Regions from separate parts of the Homo sapiens genome. Here region 2 is linked to region 1. A link is an interaction called in ENCODE POLR2A ChIA-PET data of the cell type or tissue named here. Cell type or tissue: GM12878. All regions are shown on one strand. Each heading gives the region's core, and the rest is flanking DNA. Links, peaks and the distances in the headings are about the cores only.

Region 1 (5,583 bases), core at 131-2,630:
ACTTTATACTTCCTATCTTTTAATTAAATTTTCTTTAAATAACTAAGCATTGAAAACTTTACAAACCATCAGTTATCTTAAAATGGTTGAGATTTTTTTTCCTTTTTTCCCATAAAGAGTCTACACCAGGGTGGGTCTTTTAGACACCCCTATTTTCTAAGGGCATGTAATCGATTCTCAAATCAACTTTTTCCAAATACAAATTCCTGTATGAACAGGGCCAGTCTATGGTAAATTAATTTAGATGATGGTGTTAGTTTTCCAAACGTCTTTAATAAGTAAATAAAGGAGCAATGTAAAATGTTGCAGTTTGCTTGGTAAATCTTAATTGCGAAATTTCTTCTTCTTTCGGAACTTTTTTCCTGCTGCATTTGCTGCTTTTTCAGCCATGATCTCTGAGTACTTCCTTCGGTTGTATCTGAAAAAGAAAAATCAGAACTTTATGTTTGATATATCAGACATTAGAAGTTAATATAACCTTAGGGTAAAAGTTGGGAATGGAGTGGTGGACAAGACAAGTATAGTCTCTGACCTCATAGCACTTGCTTGCAATCTAGGGAGAAAAAATGGCAACTGTAGTAGGAAGACTTTCCTACTATATGCACTATATCCATCTATCTATCCATATATCCATATATGATCTATATATGCACTATATCCATCCACCAGGCTGTATCAAATGCTTTAAACATTTTTGAGGGATAAAAACACAAAAATCAGGACTAAGCAAAACAAAAAGTCACACTTATCCTGAAAATGCACAGTATGATATATATATTTCTTAGAAGCGACCAATGGTTTTCAAAGTGTGGTCTGTGGAGTAGACCCTTTCAAGGGATTCATTAGGTAAAAACTATTTTCTCAAGAATACTAAGGCATTAATCGCTTTTTTCACCCTCGTTCTCTCATGAGTGTAGTGTTTTCCAGGGGCTACGTGATGTATGTTATCTGCAGAAGCAGGTATGAGCCTCTGTCTTTAGTTAAGCCAGACATTAAAGAGATTTGCACTAAATTATTTTTCATAAAAATATATATTCATGTTAATATGTTATGGGTTATTATAAATGAGTTATTTTTAAATTATTTGAAAATTTATAAGTTTATACATTTTTAAAGCAAAGTATACATATTATAAAATAAATATGAATTCCTTTACCTTCTGAATTCAGAATCAGCCAGCAGTTCTTCCACAATAGTTCTTTTCCTTTGCTTCTTGGGAATTCGTGAATGGTAGAAATCAGCTGGATTGTCAACAATGGTTCCAATCTGTGAACAATTGATTGAAATAAGTCATGCATTGAGTGCCAAGATGCTTTCATACTTCAGTGTAGCTCTAATTATATTTAGAGAAAGGAATGGAAAGAACAAGCTTACATTACACTAATAGTAATGTAAATTTTGCCATTTATTTAAAGCAAAAAAAAAAAAGTAGCATAGTGGTGCTATTATGTTTCTTCAGTAGTTTATAGTAGATCCAAAATTTCTTTGCTAAACACTAAATTCATGATGCACAGTGTAACTAAAGGAGAAAAGTGGAACAGATAATATATACTTTTTGTTCTAGTTTCCCAAATCAATGAATTAGACACATAAATTCTACTACATACCTATTTGGTTTCCTAGGTCATCACAAAGGCTGCCAGTTTGGCCTACTTAGTGATCATTCTGTATTTGTTCATACACTCAACTGAATAAAATTTACAGTGATCACTATGCACCAGGCACTGTGTTACATGTTAGGGAAACAAAGAACATCTGGTTCCTGCAGTGCAGAGCCTGCAGTCTTAAGGAAGCTCCACAAAAAGTAACTAAAATATTAAAGCATAACATGTGCTGAACAAAACACTATAGACGCTCTGAAGACAAAGTGACCAATTGTACCTAAGAGAGGTAAGGAAGATTTAACAAAGAATGACAATTTAGCTTGAATTTGTATGGGTAAAATTTCACCAAACAAACAAGAACTATGGATATGCAAAGTCAAATTATGCAGGGACTGGTATGTACGTGTTCTGACAAGACTGAGTAGCTAAGTGTGTTGGAATTTGTTGGGCTATATGATGAAAGGCAGGTGAACTAGTTTGGGTATGGATTATTAATGGCTAAATGAAAGGATACAGACCCAATCCTATGTCATAATTCATCACTGAATGTTTCTGAGCAGAGGTGTAACACGAACAGATGAAAACATTTTAAAAACCAACTTGGATTAGTACACGTGATACCCTTTTACCCCTATCCCGTATGGACTCTTGCTGTTAGGCTGATACTATTCATACATTCACATAGTGAACTTTATAGGTTCAACAGGTTTTAGCTGACCTGGAAACCATTTGTAACACCATCTCTCTAAATGTGATCAAATTAAAAGTTAGTGGCTGAATTGGGTAATGGCCATTCTTATATGGCCTATGCAGATATGTTCCATACATTAGGCATGCACAATGGAAATATCCTCTATTTTAGGAGTAAACTTTAAAGAACACTACAGTGCTTTCCAAACTAAAATTCACAGATCATCACCACTATTCTGTTTGCTTCATACCTGGAAGTACTTGGGGAAGCCATCTCTATCATTTTTCTTGTAAAATCTTTTCGGGTCCATGCTGGCTCTCATCTTCAGTGCTTTGAGATCATTTTTCAGTTCATTTGTCATTTCTGGAGCTTTCATACCAAACCAGCCATCCCCTGCTGTTTTTTGTCGTTCTTTCTGAAATTATGATTTCAAAAATAAACATTCTAACAGCTAAGAGTATACATTATAATTCATTTCCCCTGAAGTAACACATACAGAAAATTTTGTAAATTAAAAACAAATGGTTACTTTATTGAAAGCACTTAAATCCAGAATCATAGAGATAAAAGGAATTAAATCACAAAAAGTGACTTCTCCGCTAAATTAGGGACAGGATTATCAGTTTCATAAATGAGGGCTCCGTAAAATCTATTTTCTGTCTCAGAGAGTAACTGCTGACTTGCTGGGAGAATAACACACAACTTCAATTTTTATTGTCTAAAACAGACTATATGCAGTAAGAAAATGTATAAAAACACTTTCGTTTCTAGAGCTTATATGTAAACATTTTTATTCAGTCACCCAGGAGTCTCAGAATGCCACTCATACAAGGATCCAGAACCTTGTGTTATTTCTACAATAAAACAAAATACTATTCTTTAGAAAACTCCTACAAGTTATTTAATTTTGTTTCATTCATACAACAAGTATTTAGTTAGTGCCTACCATGTGCCAGGGTGCTCCATATTACAGTAACATTACTAGAATACCATCCTCAACTTTCCTTCAAGCTCTCTGGATAACTAGTCGAAATGGCAGATAGAAGTAATCTATATATATATATATTTTTTTAAAAAACCTCTACTTATAGATGCACTATTGTGGCTGCAAAGATGTGAAAATCTATACATAATGTGTTTATGGTACTATATTTTACAGCCCTTAGAAATCTGTAATTATTTTCTTTGGACTCATATATAGACCAACAGATACAGTTTAATTGTGCAGTTATGTTGTATAAGCTGAAAATATATAGCCAAACATATCTAAGCATTTTAATTAAGTCACTGTACTTACTCTGCGTTTTTTCTGAAGTTGATACTTTGATTCACTATATGGTGGAACACAGTGGTTTTTTTCAAAATCAGGTGTAATGACGGCTTTCTGCAGAAGCTATAAAAACATAAAATTGGTTTTAAAATAATGTCAGAATGTTATATAAGTTTTTCAACAGTTTAAACTTCTGTAAGTTTTAAAATTTTTAGTCAGCCTGGCAAAGTGGCTCACACCTATAATCCTAGTGCTTTGAGGAGGCCAAGGGAGGAGGATCACTTGAGGCCAGGAGTTTTAGACCACCTTGGTCAACATAGCAAGACCCTGACTGTAAAAAAAAAAAAAAAAAGAAAAGAAATTAGTTGGGCATGGTGGCACACACCTGTAGTCCCAGCTACTCAGGACGCTAAGGCAGAAGGATCACTTGAGGCCAGGAGCTTGAGGCTGCAGCAAGCTATGACTGTGCCACTCACTCCAGCCTGGGTGACAGAGTGAGACCCTGTCTCCCCCCAAACCCAGCTCCCTCCCAAAAAAAAAAAGAAAAAAGAAAAAAAAGGCCAGGCACGATGGCTCATGCCTATAATCCCAACTCTTTAGGAGGCCAAGGCAGGACAATCACTTGAGGCCAGGAGTTCAAGACTAGCCTGGGTAACATAAGAAAACGCCATTTCTCCAAAATAAATAAATAAATTTGTGCAGTCAAATCTGTTTATCTTTTCCTAAATGATTTCTGTACTTTTGTTACTTGACTAGGATGATTATATTCTCCTAAAACTCTGTGTGACTAAAGGAACCTCAGGTTAATTAGTATTTTTCTCAGTACAAGAACCAAGTAAGACTGCTCTGTAGCCCTCAAAATAGTTTACAGGAATATAGTACAAGCATTAATTTGGGACTGACATTTGAAATGATCAACTCAGAAATTAACAGTCAGGCACACAATTCAGGTTCAGGCCTAGATGTTTCTGTGTGGTATAGGTAGCCGTCTAGGCTTTCCTATCACTCATAAAAGGGGGCATGATATTTACTTAACAAATGATTAAGAGTTTGCTGTGAGTCAAGTACTGTAGTACATTCAAGGACAGTGGTTCTCAACTGGGAGCATCTGGCAATGTCTGGAGACATTTTTGGTGGTGGTGAGGATAAGGAAGAATGCTACTGACATCTAGTGGGCAAAAGATAGGGATGCTGTTAAACATCCTACTATGCACGGAACATCTCACAACAAAATTATGCAGCCCAAAACATCAGTAGTGCTGAGACTGAAAAACCCTGTTTTAGGAATATAAAGAAAAGATGGTAAGTTAATATATCACATGATCAACAATGAATCAGATCTATGCTAGATGTTATGGAAACAGAGGGGTTGTGAGAAGGACTGGAGGTAAAATATTCCCCAAGGGCAACGATCAATTATTTTGCACTTGCTTGGGGAAAAGCAGGGTAAGTTCAGGCAACTACAGTAGTCTTCAGTGGCAAGAATAGAGCAGATGACAGCTGGGTGGGGTAGAGAGGTACTTTGAAGGATTCAAGAGAATACTGTCACATCTGTGTGTGTGGTGTGTTTTTTGGGGCAGGGAGGAGAGATGTGGTCTAGCTATGTTGCCCAGGTTGGTCTCAAACTCCTGGGCTTAAACAATTCTCCTGCCTCAGCCTCCCAAAGTGCTGGGATTATAGATGTGAGCTACCTTGCCCAGCCGGATTTGTGTTTTTAGACAGAGAAATCTAGAAGTGTGGAGGATGGCTTGAAGAACAAGATGAAAACAAGATCAATAAGGAAGCCACTGGAGTAGTCCAGATGAGAAGCAAAGGCCTGCACTAGCTGGTGACAGTCGCTTGAAAAGGAGGAAGCAGAGAAATATCTTCCCCTAGAGGCTTGGTGACTGACTACAAAAGGAAAAGAGAGTTTGGTTTCATTAGCCAGAAAAAAGAATACAAGAAGAGGATTCCTGGTTCAGGCAGGGAAAGGGGAATTAGTGACGTCAAGTACCTGAGGACATCTAAATGAACAAATA
Region 2 (11,411 bases), core at 183-2,682, 160 kb before region 1:
TCTCTACTAAAAATACAAAAATTAACCAGGTGTGGTGGCGGGCGCCTGTAATCCCAGCTTCTCGGGAGGCTGAGGAAGGAAAATTGCTTGAACCTGGGAGGCAGAGTTTGCAGTGAGCTGAGATCATGCCATTACACTACAGCCTAGGTGACAACAGCAAGACTCCATCTCAAAAAAACAAAAAAAGTATACAGTTTAAAACAAACTGTATAATATTATTGCTGAAAACAGAAAATAAATCTATATGCATTTAAAAAAATACTAAAAGTATATACACCAAAGAGTGTTTCTCTGTTTTCCAAAATTTCTGTATTTTGAAGTACAGTAATTAAATAAAACAGTGAAAACTATTCAGAAAGGGATCAAATGCAGTAGATATGCAAAATCCGCATTAAATAATTATGCTTTAAAATAATAATAATAGGCCGGGCATGGTGGCTCATGCCTGTAATCCCAGCACTTTGGGAGGCCAAGGTGGGCAGATCACTTGAGGTCAGGAGTTCAAGACCAGCCTGGCCAACATGGTGAAACCTCATCTCTAAAAATACAAAAATTAGCCAGGTGTGGTGGCGCGTGCCTGTAATCCCAGCTACTCAGGAGGCTGAGGCAGGAGAATCGCTTGAACCCAGGAGGCAGAGGTTGCAGTGAGCTGAGATCGCACCACTGCACTCCAGTCTGGGTGATAGAGTGAGACTCAGTCTCAATAAATAAATAAATAATAATAATAGCTCTGACGGTCCCCAAGCCTGGATCATTCAGGATGTTTTCTAGGCTGAAGCTGGACATTAGATCAAAAAGAAAACAACGTAATATTAAATGCTTGTATGGATATGGTGTACTATCTTTCTTCTGGAAATAATCAAAAGCTAACTACACCAACACAGCCAGACTTCAATCTAACCTAAACAACAGATGACCCACATACACAAAATAAACAACGAGGTAAATAGCAGTGTGTAAAAGCAATGGATCTGACAGGTTTTGCAAGGTGGTAAGCCGAGGGGGCGGCTCAAAAGTTGCCAGCATAGACAGGAGGGGAGGGGTGCGGGAGGGTTCCTCTAGCCATTGAGTCAGAGGTTTCAAGAAGGAAATGGAACTTCGCAGACTGCTACAATAAAGGAAGGAGATAACCATATCCTTCTACTGCTCACTTATATAGAACCTGAATAGAGAAAAGAGTAAGTTGAGAACTTCTGAACCATGACCTTCAGTAATGGGCCAACTGCTCTACTCTGACACCAGGCCACTTCTCATCCTGCTTCAGGGTCTCACAGAACAATTAAACCCCTAAGCACCTTGCCTCCGGCCTCTGGCAGATGGGACTGATGTTAAGCTAAACCCACAGGAGGTAGGATGAGTCCAAAAACCATCTTAACTTTGTTTCCAAGGGGCCTTTTTTGGTTTTGCCTGTTTTTCTCTCTTTCTCCCTCATCATCTCACATAGCTAATCCAACCAACAGTGTGGACACTTTACAAATTGTCATAATCTTTTCTGTCCCCATATTTTTGTCCATAAGTTCTCTCCCCAGTGTCCCATTACTCTCAGAAAAGGAGAAGATCTTTGGGAGAAAATAAACATATTAGTAGCAAATTCTAGAACTGTACTGGCTGAATAAAACTTTGGGCTCACAGAAACCGGTTTCAGTTCACTCTTCAATCTTTTCAAATGTCACCACCATAGAGTCCCCTATATAACTTACCCTATTCACCACCACATCATATCTACAAAAAAAGACCATCTCAATAATCCCCCAAACACCTGAATTGGCTGGAGTTGCTTCTTTCTTTCCAAAGAACAATGGGGTCCTTGGGGCTCCTTTGCCCCGCCAGGGCTGTGCCAAGGACACAGGCAGGAGGAGGTTGGCAGGCTGTTTTATTTTTTAGCAAGCACTGGCAGTACTTAGAGCATTCAGATGATTTCTGTTGATGCTCGTGGGGATCAGCTTCTAAGCTTCGGGCTTGCAAAAACAGGGCTCACAACTTTCATATCAGGAGAGTCGATTGCACATGTGAAGAGGCCAATTAAAAAAAAATCACAAGGAGAAGTGCTGCGATAAGCTAAGTAGGCTTTGTTCTGTTTGGAAAAGGGAGGGCCTGGGAGCCCCGATGAAGTCAGAGCTTTTCCCCTCCCAAGGGCATCTGTTTCCAGGCTGCAAAAGAGAAGAACGAGGGGGAGTCCACAGGCTGCAGGGCAGCAGAGCAGCGTGCTCATGACTGCTCAGGCACATCTGATAACAGCAGGCCTTCCTGGAGGTGGGCACATTCTCCTCCTCTGACCCTGAGTTGGAGAGGTGACACTGATTTACAGCTGCATCTCTTCTTCTTCCTGTCCCTCCAAGCCAGCCTGCGGTCTGTTCAAAGCACACTCAAGGGAAAGAGAGACCAATGAATCTGCCCAATTGGGAAGTGGTTTTGAGCAAGCACTGATGTTCTGACAACACACTCTGTCTTCAGATTGGTCCCTTGCCCTTCAGTGAAGTGGGTCTTGATCTGTACAGGTGTTGGCCAGGGGCTCCAGGACACAGAGCCTTCTCTCTTAGTGTGGGTGACCCTGTATAAGGATGTCTTACTGGCATTAGATTAGGATTGACATTAGTGAATGCTCAGCAGGCAGTCCCCCTTGATTGTCCTTGGAACAGCAAGAAGGAGGGAGGGGAATATCTCCTAGACTAGAGATGGGAAGAGAAAAAGGAAGGCTGTTTAATGGAAAACTGTTGTAGTTTTTAAAAATTGTATTTACAATCTATAGGATTGTAGATTGGGAAAAAAGTCTTTATCTGATCAACTCAACCGTCCTATATTAGGACTAGGGCTTTGCTGCTATAACATAATCATGGTGGAATGTATCTCCTTGATGGATCATCATGTAATTTTTTCATATCTCTATCTTAAATATATATTTTTAAAAGAAAAATAGAAATTATCTTTCTATAATCAATTCATGAAATGAATGGGCCTGTTCGATGCTGTGTTTATTTTGCTTTTCTGCAAAGTTGTTTTGGGGAACATTCCATATCTTTAGATTCTTTGTCACTTAGAGAAAAAAGATTAGGCCAGTTGGACGAAATCCATGAGAGAATGAAATATGAGTTCAAGTGTCCTAGTCTCTGTAAAACAGTATAAACTCACTCCCGGTGGATAGGGGGTGGGAAGCTGGGAAGCTGGGAACCAAGAAAGGCTGATCAAGAAGTGGGCTCCCTCCCTGGACCTGTACCCCTTGTTTCTGGCTTTGCCCCTGCTGGAGGGACCAGTCCTGACCAGTCAGGGAAGCACAGCTCTCTGCTGGGCCTGGCTGCCTGGCATGGCTGGAGCTGGAGAAGCCTTACCCATACCATGCTGGATGTTTGCTACGTCTCCCTTTGCCTCTTCCCTTGGAGACCTTGAAGGGCACCTTTGAGTAGGGAAAACTAAAAACCCAAAGTTACTAATTTGGAGGATTGGCAGGGAGAGACTTTATCCTAGCCAGGATATCTGGGTTTCCTTGAAGCCCCTAATGCTGGTCCCTCAATAATTTGATTTCTTGTTGCTCCTAATGCAAACTTGTTAGGAAGACCCCCAGGCCACACCCAGCAGGTCTCGACCCCACCAACCTTTCGGCCTCATTTGCTCTCTGAACTCCTGTCGCATTGGTCTTCTTTCGGTTTCTTCTGGTCCTGTATTCCCTCCTACCTGAGGACCTTTGATCATGCCATTCCCTCTGTCTGGAACACTCCATCCCCTCCCCCTGCTTTATCTAGCTAACGCTTTTTGTCAGTTATCTTTTCTGGCATAACAAATTACCCCCAAACCTAGTAGCTTAAAACAAACATTTGTTATCTCACATATTCTTTGGATCATGAGTCTGGGAGCAGCTTAGCTCGATGGTTCTGGTTCAGGGTTTCTCAAGAGGTTACATTCAGGCTGTCAGCCTGGGCTTTGGTCATCTGGAGCTATAGGATCTCCTGCCACGCTCACTCATTGTGGACCTCAGTGCCTCTCAGGCTATGGGTGGAGATCTCAGTTCCTTACCATATGACCCCTCCATGGGCTGACTGGGTGTTCTCAGGATGTGGAAGCTGGCTTCTCCCAGAATGAATGATAAGAAAGAGAGAGAGAAGGCACCCAAAATAGAAGCTGCAGGCTTTTGTGAACTAATATCAGAAGCAACACATCATCCCTTCTGCCATGTGCCATTGTTACACAGACCACCCTTGATGCAGTGTGGGAGGAAACTACACATGGTGTGAATACCAGAATGGTGATCTCTGGGGCCATCGTGGGAGGCTGGCTTAATTATCGCTTCCTTTCCCTTAAGATATACTTGTATGGTATGGGTCCAAATGGCCTCATTCATGTCTGTCAGGTGACTGACCATTGGCTGGGACAATGAAAGTGAAAGGGCCATGTGTCTGTCATTATTCAGCCAGCTAGCCTGGGGGAGTCCACGTGGCAGCTACAGAGTTTCAAGAATGAGAATGGATAGGTATGAGGCCTCTTAAGGGCAAGATTTGGAAGAGGTACAATGTCACTTCTACCACATTCTATTGGCCAAGACAAGTCATGAGGCTAGCCTGGATTCAATCGGTGGAGAATAGACTCAACTTTAATGGAAGAAGCCGCAAAGGGGTGTGGATATAGGAAAAGGGGAAAGTGCAACCATTTCTGTAAACACAGCACACCAGAGTATCCCCAGAGCCTAGTACAGTACCTGGCACATAGTAGAGACTCAATAAGCAAAGTATTTCTTACAGGGATGAGTTTGAACATTTTACCTTTAGTTGTCCTCATCTTGTTCTTAGCCTGTCTGCCTCACTGCTAAGGAAGCACCTACAGACAAGAATCCTGTCTTATTCATGTTTGTGACCTGCAAAACATGGACATTGCATAGAACTCTACTAGATGATGAAAAAAATGCAATGCCAACTCTTTTCAAACCCTCTCTGCACGTCTCTATTGCTATTCCTTCCTCAAAGCTTAGGGGCTTCCACAGCTGATTTGCACAGGCTTTGCAATCCTGAGGACCAGGGCTGAGATCCTAAATTTCGTTTACTGACTGTGTGATCTTGGGCAAGTTCCTTCACTCTGCTGAGCCCCAGTTTCTTCTCCTACAAACTGGAGGTGGCTACTGTTGTGGGGTGAAGTGCAACTGGATATGTGAAGTGCTGAACATGTAGCAGGCACTGAATAAATGTTATCCTCTTCCCTTTAATTCCCTGTATCAACTTGATCATTGTCTGACCCCTCTGTCCCCGACCCTGGTTCACCCAGCCTGTCCCAGGAAAGCCACATCTGTCCCATGCTTCCCTTGGTCTCAAGAATGCAGTCAATGGCATAAAGCTGAGTACAGCTAAGCTCCCATGAGTGGTACAATTCCTGCTGCCACACATGGGCAGGAACACTGGATCATATGGGATTGTGCCCCGCCTGGCACAGCTCCCCTAATCCAGAGGACGTTCACCTCGTGCTCCTCAGGTTTCCAGAGGTCCAGCTGCCTCTGTTGCTCTGTCCTTCTGATTTGTACTCTCCAGCCATCATAAAAGTGCTCACTGTCTAGGTCCATGTAAACATACTCTTGACATTTCTTCTTTCCAGGTCAGCTGTCTTCTCACTAGGTTCTCTCCTTTCTTTTTTCTTACCCCTCCCTGCCTTATTATTTTTGACCTTTTCCATATGCCAGGCAGCATGCTAAGCACCTTACGCTAATTGTCTCATTGATTTTCACATCAGCTCTATGGCATAGGAACCATTATCACCACTATTTCCCTTATGAAAAGATTGAGGCTCCAAGAGTTCACATAACCTCTTCATGGCCGCACACTTGGTTAGAATCAGGATTAAACCTGGGTTCTCGTCCCAAAGCTATACTCTCTCTCTTCACACCCTTCACTTGTTGCCTAGTTTTGCATCCTGTGGCAACTTCCTGCTAGAATGTTCCTTATCTCTATATGGCTGGTCTAGATGTTATCAGCATTTTCTTCAAAATTACCACCTTCATCCTCAGCTTTCATCTTCCTTTTTCTCTAGGGCAATACAGTTCAGTAGAACTTTCTGTAATGATGAGAATGTTCTCTGCACTGTCCACTATGGTTGCCAGGAGACATATGTGGCTTTTGTGCATTTGATATGTGGCTAGTATGACTGAGAAATTGCATGTTCAATTTTATTTCATTGTAATTAACTTAAACTTAAATAACCAGACACGGGTAGTGGCTTCTGTATTGGACGGCACACTCTAGGGTCTTATCTTAGTGCAGTTTGTTATTGGAGGGAGAATAAGTGGCAGGAGGTAGTGAAAGGTAGATGGGGAGAAAGGCAGCTTGAGGAAGCCACAGAACTCTTTGTTCATGAATATGGACCCAAGACTAAGCTTCTCAGAAGGACCAATTATTTAATGAGGTCCAGATTCCTGGTCCAAGATTCTTTCCTGGACCTCTGCCTTCCAATCACCAAATTCCTGGTGATGTCATCAAGCATGCCAGGCTGTAGGAATTATGTTGAGGCTCTTCAGAGAGGCAGCCTTCCTGAGCAACATGCAGAGTGAAATGTGCTCATTTCAGGGTAGGGCAAGTGTGAGAAGTCTTACTGAAGCAAGAGTTCCTTGCTGCTAAAATCAATACTTAGTAAAAATGACCTTTGGCCTGTAGCTGCAATTGCATAGAGCTTCCCCCTTCAAGATTTCTAGAATTGCAGATTGAAAAACCCACAGCAATGGTTCCAAAAACTGAAATGCCATTTTTTTTTCTATTAAACCATGTAGCCTCTAGGACTTTCACACAAAGCAATCTTAGAAGTGGTTACTTAGTGAATTTGACTGTAGTGAGCCTTCAAATGTTAATAAATTTCTATTTGAAAATTATGCCCATTTCTGGAAGCCAAAATTCATTCTTTTACTTACTTATTCATTCATTCATCCATCCACAAACATTTTCTGAGTACATGGGAATTCTAAAATGCAGGTGGGGGAGAGGCATTTAAAAAATTAGAAAGACAATTTTTATAGATTCAACTGTTTTTTTTGAGATGGAGTCTCGCTCTGTTACCCAGGCTGGAGTGCAGTGGTGCGATCTCAGCTCACTGCAAGCTCCGCCTCCTGGGTTCATGCCATTCTCCTGCCTCAGCCTCCCGAGTAGCTGGGACTACAGGCACCCACAACCACACCCAGCTAATTTTTGTATTTTTAGTAGAGACAGGGTTTCACCGTGTTAGCCAGGATGGTCTCGATCTCCTGACCTCGTGATCCGCCCACCTCGGCCTCCCAAAGTGCTGGGATTACGGGCGTGAGCCACCGCGCCCGGCCCCATCATACTTTTATTATGGAACTTAATACACTGAAATGTATTTCTTCCCATATCGCCTTCTGTCTCTAGGTTGGCAGTCCTGGAGGTCTAGGACACCATCTTATTGACTACTGTGTTCTTGGCCCCTAGAACACTGCCTGGCACATAGTGGGAGTTTATTAAATATTCCCTGAAGGGACACAAAACCACAGAAATGTGCTCCTAGGCTAGGTCCAGGGTCACCACAGCCCAGCAGTCTGTCTCTAACATGGGAGTCCTTCAGAACATAAGCTTCAAAATCCCTGAGGAATCTGAAGCAACTTACCCTGAGATCAGCCTTCATGAATTCATCAAATCCCTCTTGGCTTTACTTGTATTTTCAGCCTCCAGTGTGAAGGGATAAAAATTCTTTTAACATACTAATCACAACTAAGACCGCCTTTCTTTTTTTTTTTTCAGATGTCCTAAAACTTCATATAGTTCAAAGGTTATCCTGTACCTACTTCTAGCAACACAATATTTAAATGAAGATTTATAAATTAATTAAAAACCTAAAAAAGATGATAATAGTCTCATCCGTGACTTTCGCAGTTTTGTAAGCTTCTGTCATATCCATTTTCAACTCCTGCCTTTACAGACCAGAAAGATTTCTCAGGAAAAGCATTTTTTTTGAAAATAAAATCTCCCATTCCATCTGTTTATCATCTCTGCATACTCTCCTCTGGGTACCTTTCCTAAGGGTCAGTGACAAAACCTGTACAGAATATTCATTCATTTATTATTTACTTGAACACTCATTCAACAATATTTATTGCATGCCTACCATGTGCCAGGCACTGCAATTTTGTATTAGGCAAAAATGGAATAAAATTACAAACCAGGAACACCTCCTTGTTCTTCCCCCCTGCTATTCTTCCTGGCTCAACTTCTAGAGCAAACACTGATGTCTGGCAGTTCATCACCCCTTGTGTTTACCTACTTTCTTTTCTTGTTTCTTTTTTTGTTTTGAACAGTTAATTATCTTTTAGAAATGTTTTCTTAACTTTTCACAAAGTAAAATTGTCTTTTTTCCCTGGAAAGGTTGTAAGTTCCTAGGAAAGATGACAGAAACAAAGATTGCCTTGGAGATTTTCATCTACCCCTTTGCAGTAGGCAGGACCATTTTAAAGGTGAGGAAAAGGAGGTTCTGGAGAGATCAACTCAGCTGCCCAAGATCTCTCAGCTGATTGATGATGGGGCTGGGATTCTTACTGAACATGCCTGGTTCTAAGCTACCAGAACTGCCAAATCACCAGCCTGCCTCTTAGGGTGCCAGAGCTGGTGGCTCACACTTACTTGAGTACCCCAGAGAGCTGAGCTCAGAGCTGGCCCACAGCAGACACTCGAAACTATTTATGGACTTGACTTGATTTAAATAAATGCAGACGGTTTGGCTGACGCAAGGCAATTAACCTGACAGCACTTCTTCCCTCACGTTATAGACAGATGGTGGCTCTTCAGGAGAAATGTGAAGACCTGGAGTGTTGTGAATCATTATCTCTTCCTCTCCCCAGCTAACCGAGATAAAAGCTGTAGGCTTGGCCTTGACGTTGCCCTTTTTCAATTTCTGTCAGAACAAGCCACAAACCTTAATGCGTTTGAGTAGCGCTCAGCCAGCTTGCAATTATTTGTGGTGACAGGGAGCAAGGATGGCATCCACCAACCCTGCCAAGTTTACTTTGGGCCACAAATGTCAGCGTCTCTCCCCTGCCCTTCCAGCAGAGGTTTGCGAGCTGCAGGGTGTTGGAAGGGCCCAGAACAGTTTGCAGGAGTGAGAGTGCAAGATGCCACCAGGAGTGAGTGGTCTCAGAAGGAGCCAAGAGCTAGCTCCCTATGTCTTAACACACTCTAAAAACACAATGGCTATTTAAATGCTCCTTTGGTGTTGAAAAATGATTCTAACAAAAGATCTTTTGCACTTTTCTAATTTTGCACCATGTGTATGTATTACTTATTCAAAAATAAATGAACTTTAAAAGAAGATCTGCATATTCTCACATCCAAAGCCTAAAATAGCAATAGCATACAGTTGATGTCACAGCACTGGCCTGAAGTCAGCGGAACTGGGTATTATTAGTTTCTACTTTGCCACTAATATTGTTTGTAAAACACCAATTTCTCTGCTCAAAACCCACTGAAGCTCAATCACCTACAAGATAAATTCAAACTCATTAGCTTGGCCTGTGAGATCAAGGGTGATCTGACTCTTATCTCTCTGTCTTAGCATAGATTTCCCCAAAACCAGGCCCTAAAAGGATTTGGTTTCAAGTACTGCAAGATCACTTGAGGGAGCTGATCCCCAGAGTGTGGTAAGGTAGAGGGGACGTTGAGACAACCAAGAGGAATGCCGAGAAAGGGTGCCTCATGAGCAGGTGACCACCATAGGAAACTTGGGTTCAATCTCCCACAGCGCCTTGGAGAATCTGTGTAGAACACACCTTGAAATTATCTAAGGGAAAGGAACTTGTGGGATTTGTCCATTAGCTCCCCTCCTCATTGGCTGAGGGCTGACTGGAGGGCATCCACTCTGATCTTCTAGTCTGCTTTATGCAGGAGATGGACATGCTCTCAGGAGCAGAGCATGCACTCAGGCAGGGAGATGCAGGTGCACGAGTGGTGAAGCTGTAGATGGGCTCGGTAGATACAGACTGAGGCCACAACACTTTGCAGTTCTATCAACAGGTGGAATCAATTTCTCTACTCCTTGAATGTGGGCTGGCCTTTTGATGAACAGAACGCAGAGGTTACAAGGTTGTAGAGGTTCTTAGCTAGAACTCAAGAAACCGCACAGTATCTACTTATACTCTTAGATCTGTGCTGCTGCCATGTGAATAAGGCCAGGCTAGGCTGCTGAAGGATGAGAGACCTCATGGAGCAGAGATGAGTCATCCTAGCTGAGTAACCCCAGATCAACCAGTCCCCAGCCAACCTGCTACTTGATCACAGACACATGAGTGAACCCAGCCCAGCCCAGAAGGAGGCCCAGCTGAGCCCAGCCAAAATTGCTGAGTTTGTAATTGTGAATTAAATAAATTGTTGTTGCCTTGAACAACTAAATTTGGGGGCAGTTTTTTAAGCAGCAAAAGTTAGTTGATTTTGCATTTAGGCCAAGGGCTACATGGAAGTAAGAATTGGAGATAAGAGGCTGGGCGCAGTGGCTCACGCCTGTAATCCCAGCACTTTGGGAGGTCGAGGTAGGCGGATTGCCTGAGGTCAGGAGTTTGAGACCATCCTGGCCAACATGGTGAAACCCCATCTCTACTAAAAATACAAAAAAAATTAGCTGGGCATGGTGGCATGTGCCTGTAATCTCAGCTACTCAGGAAGCTGAGGTAGTGGAATTGCTTGAACCAGGGAGGTGGAGGTTGCAGTGAGCCGAGATCGTGCCGCTGTACTCCAGCCTGCACGAGACTCCACCTCAAAAAAAAAAAAAAAAAAGAATTGGAGATAAGAGAACTGTGCGCAACCAGATTCCTGTCTTCAGGTGACAGGATGGTTTCCTTTGCAGGGTTGTTATTGGGGCTGCTCATTGTGGAAAATTGCGTAAGAGTCTGAGAGTGTGGCCTGCGTTTTTGGAGGGGTCTAAGCTTAATATTAAAAACAAAATCAAAGCAATTGCAAATCTCTTTTATTTATGGTGGCAGAGGGTTGAACTTTTTGTCTGTTCATTTGCAGATTACTCTAAAAAGACAGGGAAGCCTAAAGTTCACTTCACTTGGTTGTTACTTGGTTCTGTTTGTCACATTTAATATTTCCAAGTGTCTAAAGACTTTCTCTGGAAACTTCCTGCGTTCACAGCTCTTAAAATAAAATAATAAATTTAAACATACTCCTGCATTCTTGTAGCAGATGTTGAATTCCAATCAGAGGATGAGGAGAAGTTTCATGACAAAGGACATGTCATTTGGCCTGAGTCTGGTAAAATAAATGGAATTTGGGCAGGTAGAAAATGAAGGAAGATAGAAGTAGTTTTCTAAACTTTGATACATATGATCAGACTCTCCCTAGAAAGACTGAAACCACTAGACCCCAAAGATGAAGGTAGAATGCGTACTAATGCAGCAGGGTGAGAAAGCGCTGGCATGTGGTGCAGAGGGAGGCTGCAGTGTGAGGAGC

What was found. ChIA-PET counts read pairs that join two places held together with the same protein. Peaks named below come from ENCODE experiments on the same cell type or tissue, not always from the same donor. Only the 100,000 strongest peaks of a DNase experiment are listed, where the experiment ranks them.
Region 2: POLR2A ChIA-PET joins it to region 1 with 6 read pairs; 3 of 35 experiments call an interaction of 5 or more read pairs at or near these places.

Annotation. Positions count from the first base shown.
Region 1 is chr1:93,869,527-93,875,109 of GRCh38, forward strand. DNTTIP2 (deoxynucleotidyltransferase terminal interacting protein 2) reads right to left here. Exons shown (of 7, transcript NM_014597.5): 4 at 3,593-3,688; 5 at 2,546-2,710; 6 at 1,157-1,266; 7 at 1-418. The coding sequence ends at 325. Among named protein-coding and RNA genes, the nearest start is that of DNTTIP2, 6.9 kb to the right of the region's middle. In GM12878, for the core only: no CTCF peak of the experiment used is centred there; no DNase peak of the experiment used is centred there.
Region 2 is chr1:93,707,005-93,718,415 of GRCh38, forward strand. It overlaps a transcript of BCAR3 not described here. Among named protein-coding and RNA genes, the nearest start is that of BCAR3, 31 kb to the left of the region's middle. RefSeq lists enhancers at 828-877, 4,264-4,313, 4,444-4,503, 10,126-10,195, 10,206-10,325 and silencers at 1,018-1,147, 4,049-4,343. In GM12878, for the core only: no CTCF peak of the experiment used is centred there; DNase peaks (open chromatin) are centred at 1,147 and 2,387; H3K4me3 peaks cover 685 bases; H3K27ac peaks cover 1,717 bases.